Regions from separate parts of the Homo sapiens genome. Here region 2 is linked to region 1. A link is a contact called in ENCODE Hi-C or POLR2A ChIA-PET data. All regions are on one chromosome and are shown on one strand. The core of a region is the stretch at or near the end of the contact, and the rest is flanking DNA. Distances in the headings are between cores, read along the strand shown. Region 1 overlaps IL23R (interleukin 23 receptor). Region 2 overlaps IL12RB2 (interleukin 12 receptor subunit beta 2).

Region 1 (6,896 bases), core at 2,197-4,696:
GTCAATATGTCTAGAAATGCATTTATGCAACAACTAGGTGAAAGCAGTTATCAGATACTCATGAAAGAGAAAGTTACAACGATTGAGATTAAAAAAAAAAAAGAATGAGGTATCAACCTCATTCAGGGATGCTTCCATTTAAAACCCAACCTTAACATTAATCCTTAAAACTTGCAATGCACTGAAAATGTAAAATTCATGAAAATATTTGTTTGGGGGATGTCATCTGCCCTAGAATAGTTTTGTCTATTGAGACATGGCTTATGGAAACTCTGAATGATATTTTTCAAACTCTGCATGAAAGATATCTTTCAGAGTTTCCATAAGCCATGTCTCTATTCATGGCCCTGGAAATTTTCTGCAATGTTAATATAACTGGAGAGTGTCTGAGGTCTCCTGGGATCTAGAGAAATTTTACTTACTGTGCCAAAGATTTGACTCTCAAATGCACTCTGCTTCATATTAGTGTCTCTTGTAAGGAAGTTGTTAGTCTCCAATATGTTTGCTGCCATTACATTTATAGATAAGTCCTCTTAAAGGAAAGAAATACCGTAAAGTACAGCCAGAATTCCAAAATAGTAAGAAGAACGTTATGGAACTGTTATCAGTTGTTTAAACCATGAGGCAAACCAGGTGGCTGCTTAGGGCCCTGCAAGTACAACATGATACCTCAGGATGATATCTTTGGAGGCTAAAATGAACATTGAAAGAGCTGGACTTAATTGAGTGCCTCTGTAAATAGTATAATTTCAAGAGTGCAAGAAATTTTGAAGTAAGTCCATTTCTACTTAGAGCCTCAACTCTGAAGGTTAGGGGTCATTGAAACGTAATATTCTTCAGTTTGAGATCTCTCTTTTCTTATGTTAAATATAAGTTCCTGGGAACATCCTTGGGTGGAGGGAAGAAAAAATCTCCAACCTAGTTAGAGTTCTATAATTCCTACCTTCCCCAACTATCAGTATGGGGCATGGCACTGGATGAGAGGGTCCTTGGTAACCCACCAGTGTCTAAACCCTTGGTTTCTCCCTTTACCCTACAACCTCCTCCCCTTTCTGCCCAAGTAATTTTTATCTAGTGTTTGGTAGAGGAGGGAAATGGGGTGGTGATGGGGAAACTTATTTGTGACTAATCATACATTTTTCCACATTTTCTGTCTTATACCAACCTTCAGACTTGGAAATGCCGAAGCCAAGGATTTGTCTTTGCTATCTGTATGCTGTTCTATCAGCCCTTTCAAGAAAAGAATAAATACTTGGTTTTGTGCAGCCTAAGTTAAGAATGGTTTTCTCACTTTTAAATGGTTGAAAGAAATTTTTTTTAAAAAAAGACTATTTCATGATGTATGGAAATTATGTGAAATTCAAATTTCAGTGTCCAAAAATGAAATTTTAATTGGAACAGACTATGCCCATTCATTTACATAATTGTCTGTGACTGCTTTCACGCTACAAACACAGAGTTGAGTAGTTGAGACAGAAATCTTATGTTCTGCAAAGCCTAAAATGTTTACCATTTGGCCCTTGAATAAAAAGTTTGCTGAGACCCTGGTGTAGCTTAATTAGAGAAATGAGTCACCAATAATCCACTTACTTGAACACATAGCTGAGATTTCCCTGCCTCTGTCACTAAAGTTGGACACCATTAGACAAATAATAATAATAATAGTAATAGCTAATGTTTCAAAATATTATCCACATGAACTTGACATTATAAAAATCAATGGAGATGCAAAAAATGATCATGGCACATCTCTGCCTTCCATGAGTTCACAGTTAAAGAGTAGAGAAATAGAAGTGTAAACAGGCAAGTATATACAATGTGGCAAATGCCCTGAAACAGAGTATACGGAAGTAGGTGTGGATTGCCGTTCGCAACTGGGAGCTCAATTTTTGACATGAATTTGAGGGGCCTAGGAGACAGCCCATAAAGATACAAACAAATAGTTAGAAATATAGGTCTGACTTTCATGAGAGTTGGGAGGGCTCCAGTTTCTAGCCTACATACAGGTGTAGCTGAGGCCTTGGGAATAGGTGAAAGGAGTAAGAAAGAGAGGAGACAGTGAGATGGTAGGTATGAAGGGAATGTCAATGTTTAGGGAATTGGCAGAAAAAATAATTTACAAAGGAAAGGGCATCCAGAAATATTGATAGAAGACTAACACATTCTTGAAATGGGAAAACCAAGAGGAGAGACATTTTCAGGACAAGGTGGTCAACAGTGTCAAATGCTAGAGTAGGATGAAGACTGCCAAGGTTCTTGGTCTTTATTGTTTGGAAAGATGCTACCATCTTCCTCTCCTCACACGAACTGGTTCCAGCAGCAGGTGGAGAGCCTTGATGACATTTTGAGGTGGATTGCAATAATGCCCAGGTAATTTCCCAGCCCCATATCCTGGCCCTTTACCATGTAGCTTTGAACGTTCTCCCATTCTGGCTCTGGTTTGTCCATGTAGCTTGCTTTGAGCCAACAGACATTGGTAAGCCTGATATAAGCAGAGGATTGAAAGACACTGGAAAGATTGGGCCTTAGGTACTCTTGCCCTCTGCCATCACCATAAGGACATGCCCAGGCTAGCCTGTTGATGGCAGAAAGAGGACCAGGAGACATGTAGAGGAGAGCTCATGCAAAGACATAGGAGTGAGCCAGCTGAGCTGCAAACACATGCCCAATTCCAGCAAAGCTCACCTTAGACCAGCTGGACCCCACTGACATTGAGAAATAAATGTTTATTGTTATATGTCCCTTCAGCTTTTGTGGCAGTTTGTTACACATTATTGTGTAGCAGGACGAGCCGCAGACAAAACCTCTCAGACACCGAGTTATAGAAGGAAGGGCTTTATTCAGCTGGGAGCATCGGCAATCTACCGCCTTAAAATCCGAGCTCCCCGAATGCACAATTTCTGTCCTTTTAAAGGGCTCACAACACTACAGATTTCACATGAAAGGGTCGTGATTGATTTGAGCAAGCAGGCGGTACGTGACAGAGGCTGCATGCACCAGTGGTCAGAGAGAAACAAAACAGGGCAGGGAGTTTCACAATGTTCTTCTATACAATGTCTGGAATCTATGAATAACATCGCTTTCTAAGTTATGAGTTGATTTTTAACTACTGGGTTTTGGCCAGGCAGGCCCAGTCCTGGTTTCGGGCCTGGTGCTGGGTTGCCTGTCTTTGCTTTTACTTCCTTGTTGTTTTTTCTTAAAACAGGTACTGAGTATAAAAAAATATAAAACAATATGAGAGGGTCTCTCTCTTCCCTCAATCGTAGCAGTAGATAGCCGATATACCAATCCCTCTTATTTCATGTAAATAGGAGTATGTAATAGACTAGAAAAATGTTTAGAAAATAGAAAGGAATTATATTACCAGTGTCTCTGAATAAGTTTTCAGAAACCAACTGTTTTCTGGTTGAAACTCTCATTCTCTGCTCCCCCTGGTGGTGCTACATAGGCCATCTTGGTAACAGGTACATTTGAGCTCACTTTTCAAAACCTTCTCTTTGTCAGAAGTGGCAAATGGAACTGAAAGAATATTTGTTATCTCATATGGTCTTCATAACAATCCTTTGTGACAGGTAGTATTAGCTCCATTATATAAATAGGGAAACAGAGTTTGAAAGAGGTCAAGCCAGATTTTTTTGAACTTATACCATCAGTAACTGAGTGCCTCTCACAGACTCTACATCACTTTAAAGACCACATAAATATTTAGAAAATGAAAAGACAGGTCTCAAACCAACTTTGAAAAGCTAGTTATATTTTGTAATCAAGATTACATAGTAGGTGGTTTTTCTCTGAGATGTTTATTTTCTTTCTTTTTATAGAGATGGGGGTCTCACTGTATTGCCCCGGCTGCAGTGCAGTGGCTATCCCTGGTGGGATCATAGTGCATTACAGCCTCAAAACCCTGGCTCAAGTGATCTTCCTGCCTCAGTCTCTCAGGTAGCTGAATATAGGCTTGTATCACCCCTCCCAGCTGAGATTTATTTTCTTCTTGCTATCTCTGAGCCTTTACTAAAATCTGTATATATTCCAACCTGGTCTAAGCTAGACTTCTAGGGAATTCAGAAGGGAGAGAGGTAAATGAGGTGGGAGCAAGATGTTTGTAAATGTTCTCCCAGAGGCAGCTGTGTCTCCAGAGACAAAATCTGAAGCTTTGACCTGGAACCATCTTTCAAGAGATAACTAGAGTCATGTGTCACTTAACGACAGGGATACATTCTGAGAAATGCATCATTAAGCGATTTCATCATTGTACGAACATCATAGATTGTAATTACACAAACCTGGGTGGTATAGCCTACTACACACCTAGGCTATATGGTATAGCCTGTTGCTTCTAGGCTACAAACCTATAAAGCATGTTACTGTACTGAATCCTGCAGGCAATTGTAATATAAATCACTAGGTGACAGAAATTTTTCAGCTGCATGATAAGTTTATGGGACCACCATCATATATGCCATCCATCATTGCCTGAAACATGGACTGCTGCGTGGCACATATTCTCCTTGCCTCGTCAGCCTAATTCCCTTAGATACTTCACAGTCTGTATGTACCTTAGCTAAAGGGGCTGAAAAGCACCCTCAATACTGTGACTTTCAGTTGGATTCCTTTGCTCTACTATCCCTGCTGCATGGCTCCCCTAGAGGCTAGAGAGTAACATTACTAGCTAGCATTTAGTGAACAATTACACTATTCCAGGCTTGTAGCTAACTTCTTACATCATTGGATCCCCTTTCCCACAACAAACACATGATATAAGGGCTTATCTTATCCCCATGTTATGTATGGGAATAACGAGGCACAGAGAAGATAAGAAACATGCTCAAGATTGCATGACTAGGCCGGGCGCAGTGGCTCGCACCTGTAATCTCAGCATTTTGGGAGGCCGAGATGGGCAGATCACTTGGGATCAGCCTGGCCAACGTGGTGAAACCCCATCTCTACTAAAAATACAAAAAGAAGCCAGACGTGGTGCCCGATGCCTGTAATCCCAGCTACTAGGGAGGCTGAGTCAGGAGAATCGCTTGAACCCGGGAAGCAGAGGTTGCAGTGAGCCAAGATCACGCCACTGCACTCCAGCCTGGGCAACACAGTGAGACTCTGTCTAAAAAGAAAAAAAAAGAAAAAGAAAGATTGCATGACTTAGCCAGGAGCAGTGGCTCGTGCCTGTAATACCAGCACTTTGGGAGGCTGAGGCGGGATGGTTGCTTGAGCTCAGCAGTTAGAGACCTTGACACTAGCCTGGGCAACATGACACAACCCTGTCTCTACAGAAAAATTTTTAAAATTTAGCTGGGCATGGTGGCACTCTCCTGTGGTCAGCTACTTGGGAGACTGAGGCAGGAGGATTGCTTGAGTCCAGGAGGTCAAGGCTGCAGTGAGCTGAGATTGCGCCACTGCGCTCCAGCCTGGGCAGTAGAGCAAGACCCTGTCTCAAAAGGAAAAAAAAAAAAAAGATTGCATGACTAGAAAGTAGCAGAGCCAGGCTTTGAACTCTAGAGCCTGTGCTCTTGGCCACAAGGCTTTCCTGTCGCTTTGAAGTAAACCCCCCACCTCCAGCAATATCTAATGGAGGCAATGCCACCACGGAGCTAAAGTGGTAGAAGAGACCTGTAATCTTTGGTATCCTCCCACTCCTCTTGACTCTGACTTTCCTGTCTTCCTACAGACATGCAGAGACAACACTTCATGCATGACCCAGATGAAATTGACAGTAGCAAATGTAAACAAAGCTTCATTCTGGCTACAGTGACTTGGCTTGAGTGATCTGGATAGAAATGGTAATTCACTTTTTCTGTGTTAGTGGTTGTGTTTAAAGGAAACGTGGTAGATTGACTGAGGGAGTCATGAGTTTAAAAAAACTTTCTGAAAAAAATAATGGTGGAGGAGACAGAAGTGGCTTTGGATTGAAACCTGTCTTTTCATTTTCTAAATATTTATTTGGTCTTTAAAGTGATGTAGAGTCTGTGAGAGGCACTTAGTTACTGACGGTATAAGTTCAAAAAAATCTGGCTTGACTTCTTTCAAACTCTATTTCCCTATTTATATAATGGAGCTAATACTACCTATCACAAAGGATTGTTATGAAGAGCATATGAGATAACAAATATTCTTTCTACTCTATTTGCCACTTCTGATAAAGAGAAGGTTTTGAAAAGTGAGCTCAAATGTACCTGTTACCAAGATGGCCTATGTAGCACCACCAGGGGGAGCAGAGAATAAGAGTTTCAACCAGAAAACAGTTGGCTTCTGAAAACTTATTCAGAGACACTGATAATATAATTCCTTTCTATTTTCTAAACACTTTTTCTAGTCTATTACATACTCCTATTTGCATGAAGTAAGAGGATTTGGTATCCTTTTTTTTTTTTTCCTCTGGAGACAGAGTCACTCTGTCACCCAGGCTGGAGTGCAGTGGCTCCATCTTGGCTCATTGCAACCTCCACCTCCCAGATTCAAGCGATTCTCTTGCCTCAGCCTTCTGAGTAGCTGGGATTACAGGCACACACCACCAGGCTTGGCTAAATTTTTTGTATTTTCAGTAGAGACGGGGTTTTGCCATGATGGCCAGTCTGGTCTTCAATCCCTGAGCTCAGGTGATCCGCCTGCCTTGGCCTCCCAAAGTGCTGGGATTACAGGCATGAGCCACTGCACCCAGCCTAAGAAACTCAGTATTCTTTAATATCATTCTATGACTGTGATACTATACAAGGACCCCAGGTGTCTTATTAGGATAAAACCCCATTAATTCAGAATCTAGGACTTGAGAATTGTATTTGTGTTGTTTTGAAATTTAATCTAAATTCTGCATATGCAAAAGGAATTCAGCAGGATCTTCACTTGATTATCAATCAAATGATGCAGAACGTGGATCCCATTTAAGTGTATGCAAA
Region 2 (7,271 bases), core at 3,890-6,389, 190 kb before region 1:
TTTTCTGGTTCCTGTTTAAAAGAATGTTTTTATTAATGACTTAAAATACTCCATTTATCAGTTTACTTCAAATAGTTCTTTTCAAGGAGTGGTGCTTCCGTTTTCGTGGCCTACCTGTACCTTGTATTATAGGATTTAGATTAGCTGGGTAGATAAGTTAGCAAATTCAAGAGTGCCAGATTTGTCCTAGTGTCAATTTGTTTTTAAATTTATCTGTTTTTTTAGGTTGATTTCTCAAGAGCCAAGAATGAACTAGAACTTCAGAAGTATGGAAACACCAGTTTTTGGTTGCCTCATAAAAATAACTTTTTTTGGTCTGAGTTTATTTCAAAGGTTTTTTGGAGACTTCAAAGATTTGTACAGAATCACAGTTACAGTCAACTACAGTGAGAATGCCAATTGATGTAAACTTGTACAACATTTGCACAGAATGGAATTCGAGAGTATTTAAAAGTTACGCTTTGAAACTAGACTGTCTGGTATAAGGTATTAGTTGTGTGAATTCCATTATTATTTAACCTTTGTATTTGTTCCTCACCTGTGTGGTGGTAAGAACTGATTTACAGTCCTTAAAAACTCTATGCACTAAGTACTGTTAGTGTTACTGACTGTAATTAACAATTCCTATTAGAATAGGAATTGGCAAAAATTGGCTTATTATGTTTTTATTTATTTTGAGATAGTTTCATTCTGTTGTCCAGGCTGGAGTGCAGTCGCACGATCTCACTGCAACCTCTGCCTCCTGGGTTCAAGTGATTCTCCTGCCTCAGACTCCTGAGTAGTTGGGATTACAGGCATCTGCCACCACGCCCAGCTAATTTTTTTTTTTTTCATTTTTAATAGAGACAGGGTTTCACTGTGTTGGCCAGTCTAGTCTCGAACTCCTGACCTCAAGTGACTCACCCGCCTCGGCCTCCTAAAGTGCTGGGATTACAGGCATGAGCCACCACGCCTGGCCTATACATAAATTGGATTTCAAAGACTGATGACCTCAAATACTACCTTAACACTCCCATCCCCACATCACTTGATTGTGTCATGTGCTTTGCCTTTTCTTGGTCTGACAGAAGCACTAAGGGTCAATGCAAGTGCCAAACACAGAAGGCAGGGCAAAAGAAACATGGGACAGGGCCACAAAGAAAGTAGTCAGCAGTATCTGTTTCTAGACCCCCTGTCCCAGGTCTTTGAAAAGAAATTGGTAATATTTTATTGAGTATCCAATTATAAGAGTAGTGAGTAGGTGTGATTAAAAGAACGCAAAAATTTAGTTAAAAACTATGGCTAGAGGTAACCATGGTTAGCATTTTAATGTGTATTCTTTACAATTTTTTGCATTGATTTATGAAAGTGAAATGATTCTATTCAGCCTTTTTTTCCTTTTTCTTATTTTTTCCAGACGTCATTACAAATATTCAGCCTTTTGTAAATGACCGTTTCCATGTCAAATATATATATATATATATATATTTTTTTTTTTTTTTTTTTTAAAGAGACAGGGTCTGCCAGGCATGGTGGCTCACTCCTTTAATCCCAGCAGTTTGGGAGGCCTAGGCGGGTGAATCACAAGGTCAGGAGTTCGAGGCCAGCCTGGCCAACATGGTGAAACCCCATCTCTACTAAAAATACAAAAATTAGCCGGGCATGGTGGCGGGCATCTGTAATCCCTGCTACTCGGGAGGCTGAGGCAGGAGAATCACTTGAACCCGGGAGGTGGAGTTTGCAGTGAGCCAAGATTATGCCACTGCACTCCAGCCTGGGTGACAGAGCAAGACTCCGTCTCAAAAAAAAAAAAAAAAAGAGGTCTCACTCTTGCCCAGGTGATCCTCCTGCCTCCACCTCCCAGGTAGCTGGGACTACAGGTATAAGCCACCATACCCAGCTAATTAAAAAAAAAAAAAAACTTGGTAGAGATGGGGTCTTGCTATGTTATTGCCCAGGCTGGTCTCGAACTGGCTTTAAGTGATCCTCTGGCCCTGGCCACCCAAAGAGCTGGGAATATAGGCATGAGCCACTGCACCTGGCCTTGCTTATACTAAAAACAAAACAAAACTGCATAGAATGCTTTTTATCAATTCTAAGATCCCAAATTTCAGGCGTATTAACATGTTAAATTGTGCATCATAGATATCAATGGCATATTATCGTTTTATTGGCATTTTTTTCTACTTAGAACATAAACTAATGAGATGTCTTAAAACTGCTGGAGTCTTAGATTCCTTGAAATTCAGTGTTTCATTGTACAGATATATCATGATTTAACCAGGTCTCTACTGAAGGGCATTTAAGGCTTTTCCCTCTCACTCCCTGCCCCTCACCATTTTATAAAATCAAATGCTGTTGAGGAATCCTGTATTCAATTTAATATAATTATACTGTTCCTTGGGCTATATGTAGGAGTGGAGTTGCTTATTCAGATTTTATCGAATATTGCCCGTCTGCCCTCCACAAAGGGGCCAACTTACACTCCTGATTTTTATTTTTATTTTTATTTTTTGAGATGGAGTCTTACTCTATTGCCCAGGATGGAGTGCAGTGGCGCAATCTTAGCTCACTGCAACCTCCACCTCCCAGGTTCAAGCAATTCTCATGCCTCAGCCTCCTGAGTAGCTGGGATTACAGGCGCCCACCATCATGCCCAGCTAATTTTTTTTTTTTTTTTTTTAAAGTAGAGACAGGGTTTCTCCATGTTGGCCAGGCTGGTCTTGAACTCCTGATCTCAAGTGATCTGCCCACCTCGGCCTCCCAAAGTCCTGGGATTACAGGCATGAGCCACCATGCCTGACCTGTTGCAAATATTTGTGTGTGTGTGTGTGTGTGTGTGTGTGTGTGTGTGTGTGTGTGAGAGAGAGAGAGAGAGAGTTTTGCAAGGCTTTAATTTTAATCTATTTTGGAAATTCATTCTAATCAGGCTGTGATGTAATGATCCAGTTTGTTTCCATCAGCCAGCAGATTGATTGAATTGCTTATCTTTTTCTAGGGTGGGAAGAAGACCCTCTGATCTCTTGAGAGGTGCTTTACTCATGAGGGTCCACCTGTAAGCCTTTCATAGAGGTGGATAATGTGAACTTCCATGAGTCCTGCAAGTTAGGAAGAGGAAAACATGCCTCCTTTGGAGGGCTTGAGTGGTGCTATTGGGACAGGTGACAACTGCATTAGATGCAAAATTTTTAATTTAGATTAAAAAGAGTAGAACCTGGTGGAGATAAACCAAGAATCGTACATGGGGAGCTGACTATAATAGAATGTGCCTAGTTTGGCATTGCTTTCACAGGTCTCAGGGGATTGGTGACTTAATGCTGAAGCTGAAAAGCTATTAATGGAAGCTGAAAAATTGGGATAATGTGAAGAGAAGGAAGAGAAAAAAACTAACACTAGTTTAATTTTCCTATTGCCTATAAGGTAGGCAGAAACCCAGAAAATAAAATCTCTGGCTTCAGGGAAAGAGAGGTCCTTCAAAGATACTCATGGTGAGGATCTCACAGTTGATGGTGAGGATTTCCATGAATTCATTAAGAATGAACTCAAGGGCTGAGTGCGGTGGCTCACACCTGTAGTCCCAGCACTTGAGGAGGCCGAGGCAGGCGAATCACTTGAGTTTAGGAGTTTGAGACCAGCCTGAGCAACACTGCAAAACCCTGTCTCTACAAAAAATACAAAAATTAGCTGGGCTTTACTCTCAGACCACAACTAAATACAGAAGCAACTTCTGTGACCAGATGGTGGACATCAGGGGGTGTTTCCCCACACCAAGCAGCAGACGTCATCTGGGTGTCCTCTAATTCAGTGCCAACACTATTCTGGGTATTGGGAACCCAGAGATAGTGTCAGATCCCACAAGTTGCGGGCTCAGTCCCCAAGACTGTCCCACTCCCACCGGTTGTAAGTCCAGCCCCCTGGAACTTCTGACCGATCAGCTTCAAGTTGTTCCCACAGCCCCTTCTTTGGGTTTGATTAATTTACTGGAGCAGCTCACAGAACTCCGAGACACAACTTTGATTGGTTTATTCCAAAGGATACAGATAAAGAGATATGTAGTGCAAGGAATGGGGGAAGGGGCATGGAGCTCCCATGCGCCACCTTTTAGGAATCTCCACATGTTCAGCTATCATCTGGACGCTCTCACGCTCTCTGAATCCAGTCCTCTTGGGTTTTGCTTTTTGTTGTTGTCTTTTAAGACAGTCTTGCCCTGTCGCCCAGGCTGGAGTGCAGTGGCATGATCTTGGCTCACCCCAACCTCCACCTCCCTAGTTCAAGCGATTCTCATGCCCCAGCCTTCCAAGTAGTCAAGATTATGGGCATGTGCCACCATGCTTGGTTAATTTTTGTATTTTTAGTGGAAATGGGGTTTTTGCCATATTAGCCAGGCTGGTCTCGAACTCCTGGCCTAGAGTCATCCACCCACCTCGGCCTCCAAAAGTGCTGGGATTACAGGTGTGAGCCAACCGTGCCTGGCCCTCTTGGGTTTTTATGGAAGCTTCATGACATCAGCCTTCCTTCTCCCAGGGTATGGGTGGGACCCTCTCATGGGAGGGTCTTAAGACTCACAATTGGAAAGGCAGGGGAATGTTAGAGTGAAAGGAGGATAGGAGAAGGTCAGAGGCTGGTCCCTGAGGCCTGACACACCCAACATAGCAAAAGACTGAGGAGGGCTACGGGAGTTATTGTTATGGGACATCCATAACAATGGAGTCCCCATCCAGACCCCAAGAGGGGATTCTTGGATCTTGAACAAGAAAGAATTTGAGGTGAATCCACAGAGTAAAGCGAAAGTAAGTTTATTAAGAAAGTAAAGGAATGAAAGAATGGCTACTCCATAGAGCAACAGCGTGGGCTGCTCAATTGAGTATACTTACAGTTTTGTTGTTGTTGTTGTTTGTTTGTTTGTTTGTTTGTGACAGTCTCGCTGTGTTGCCCAGGCTGGAGTGCAATGGTGCAATCTCGGCTCACTGCAACCTCCACCTCCCGGGTTCAAAGCGATTCTCGTCTCAGCCACCTGAGTAGCTGGGATTATAGGCGCATGCCACTATGCCTGACTAATTTTGTATTTTTAGTACAGATGGGGTTTCACCATGTTGGCCAGTCTGGTCTGGAACTCCTGACACCTCAGGTGATCCACCCACCTCAGCCTCCCAAAGTGCTCGGATTACAGGCGTGAGTCACCATGCCTGGCCTGAGTTATTTCTTGATTATATGCTAAACAAGAGGTGAATTATTCATGAGTTTTCCAGGAAAGGAGTAGGCAATTCCCAGAGCTGTGAGTTTCTCCCCCTTTTAAACCCTATAGGGTAACTTTCTGACGTTGCCTTGGCATTTGTAAACTGTCATGGAGGGAGTGTCTGTTAGCATGTTAACATATGCATATTATATGCTAATTATATGCATTATAATTAGCATATAATAAGCGTGAGGATGACCAGAGGTCACTTTCGTCACCATCTTGGTTTTGGTGGGTTTTGTTTGGCTTCTTTACCACAACCTCTTTTATCAGCAGGGTCTTTGTGACATCTTGTGCCAACCTATCTCATCCTGTGACTAAGAATGCCTAACCTCCTGAGAATGCAGCCCAGTAGGTCTCAGCCTTATGTTACCCAGCCTCTATTCAAGATGGAGTTGCTTTGGTTCAAACACCTCTGACATCAGGAGCCCGCAACCATGGATGGAAACCAATATATATCATTATAAGACCACAAAATTGCAATTTTCCTGAGGAATGAAAGCCTAGCTGTATGTTGGTGAGTATCACCTAGATCTGGTGAACCTAGCAACTTGGTTTGGGGTTTTTACTAGTGGTGGGGGGCAGAGGGGAGAAGGGCAGATTGTGAAAACCGCTTGGGGCAATGGCAGAACAGAGTTACCCATCTTCTGTCATTCATGGAAAGAGGACACCTTATCTGGCAGAGTGAGCTGCCAAAGACATGCTCAAATACGTCTTTAAAATGAGAAACACCCCTCCATGCATCACAATGGTGCTGTCAACAAATGGGAGAGAATGGGGTTTGGGGAGGAAAATGAACGAATGCAAACAATTGTTCCAATAAGGAGGAAATGGGCACAGATGGGCTGGCTTCTGGAATAGAAAGAATAAGACAAAGCAGTGGCAAGTGATACTGCTGCGAAAAGACAATCAGTCTAAGGCAAAGGGAAAAGTCAAGCTGGGAACTGCATCAGGCAAAGCTGCCTCCCATTTTATTCCCCTTCTCCCCCGAAAAACTGCATACTTTCCTCACAATTTGCCTACGAGGGCTTCAAGATCTTTACTCTAAAACAGTTCTGTTGAATTTCACCATAGCTGATCTTCACAAGTGTGGGACAAAGGATACACAGAACTCAAAGTCATCCCTCTGTTCACCTGAGCTACCTCCTTCTCACATGTAAATTGTGTATTTAGTAAAAGGCTGATCAAAACCCCAAAAGAATGCAATCTTTTGTCTCTTATTTACCTATGACCTGGAAGCCCCCACTTTGAGTTATCCTGCCTTTCCAGACCCAACCAATGTACATCTTACATATGTTGATTGATGTCTTATATCTCCCTAAAATGTATAAAACCAAGCTGTGCCTTAACCACTTTGGGCACATGTCCTCCGGACCTTCTGAGGGTGGGTCATGTGTGTCCTTAACCTTAGCAAAATAAAAACTTTTTAAATTAATTGAGACCTTTCTCAGATACTTTTGGGTTCATGATGCTTACTTTTTTATTGGTAGCTACTATGGACCAGGCATGATGCTGGTGCTGGGGAAACACTGCCAAAGTTCCTGCTTTCAAGTTGTCTGCAGTCCAACAGAGAAAGTAAGTATATGGAAATCATGCTGAGGAGGCCTCAGCATCCTTAGGAGTCTTTAGGAGTCAAGGAAGGATTCCTTAAAAAAAAAAAAATTCTTTTTTTTTTTTGGGAAGACAAATGAGGACTGCAGTATCATATGAGACTTTAAGGGAAAGAAAAGGATGGGGAGGTTAAATGGGAGACTTGGTAAAATGGGGTGTTGTAGACACAAGGGAGGGGAGGAGAATAGTGGCTGAGATGGATGAGAGATAATCAAAAGGAAACCAAAGATAGGAAAAACCAGGTATTGTAAGAAAACAGTGAAGTTAGCTCCCATTGCCAAAAGATAATAGGTTGTTCCGCTTCTGAGGAGGTGGCCTTGTCTGTCATGGTTTGTGCCAGTCAAGGGCATGTCTGTCACGGTTTGTGCCAGTCAAGGGCATGTCCTGGGTACAGGCAAGCTACAGCGATGCTGAGAGGAAAGGAACCATTGGGGGTGCCGCACAA

What was found. A loop is a pair of places that touch in the nucleus more often than their neighbours do. ChIA-PET counts read pairs that join two places held with the same protein, here RNA polymerase II (POLR2A). Pooled maps may share reads with other maps.
Region 2: a loop to region 1 is called in a pooled map, with 2.7 times the contacts of the local background. The contact joins two enhancer-like sites. A Hi-C loop is called at or near these places in 2 of 50 pooled maps. POLR2A ChIA-PET finds 5 or more read pairs at or near these places in 3 of 52 experiments (activated CD4-positive, alpha-beta T cell, activated T-cell and activated naive CD8-positive, alpha-beta T cell).

Annotation. Positions count from the first base shown.
Region 1 is chr1:67,211,106-67,218,001 of GRCh38, reverse strand. All of the region lies in intron 6 of IL23R (interleukin 23 receptor), which reads right to left. Among named protein-coding and RNA genes, the nearest start is that of IL23R, 48 kb to the right of the region's middle. RefSeq lists an enhancer at 2,498-2,637. Within about 2 kb of position 3,446, at least 2 of the 41 ENCODE cell types and tissues checked have a DNase peak (open chromatin) inside an H3K27ac peak, as active enhancers do.
Region 2 is chr1:67,398,124-67,405,394 of GRCh38, reverse strand. It overlaps IL12RB2 (interleukin 12 receptor subunit beta 2), which reads right to left. Exons shown (of 17, transcript NM_001374259.2): 17 at 6,671-7,271. Among named protein-coding and RNA genes, the nearest start is that of SERBP1, 29 kb to the left of the region's middle. Within about 2 kb of position 5,139, at least 2 of the 41 ENCODE cell types and tissues checked have a DNase peak (open chromatin) inside an H3K27ac peak, as active enhancers do.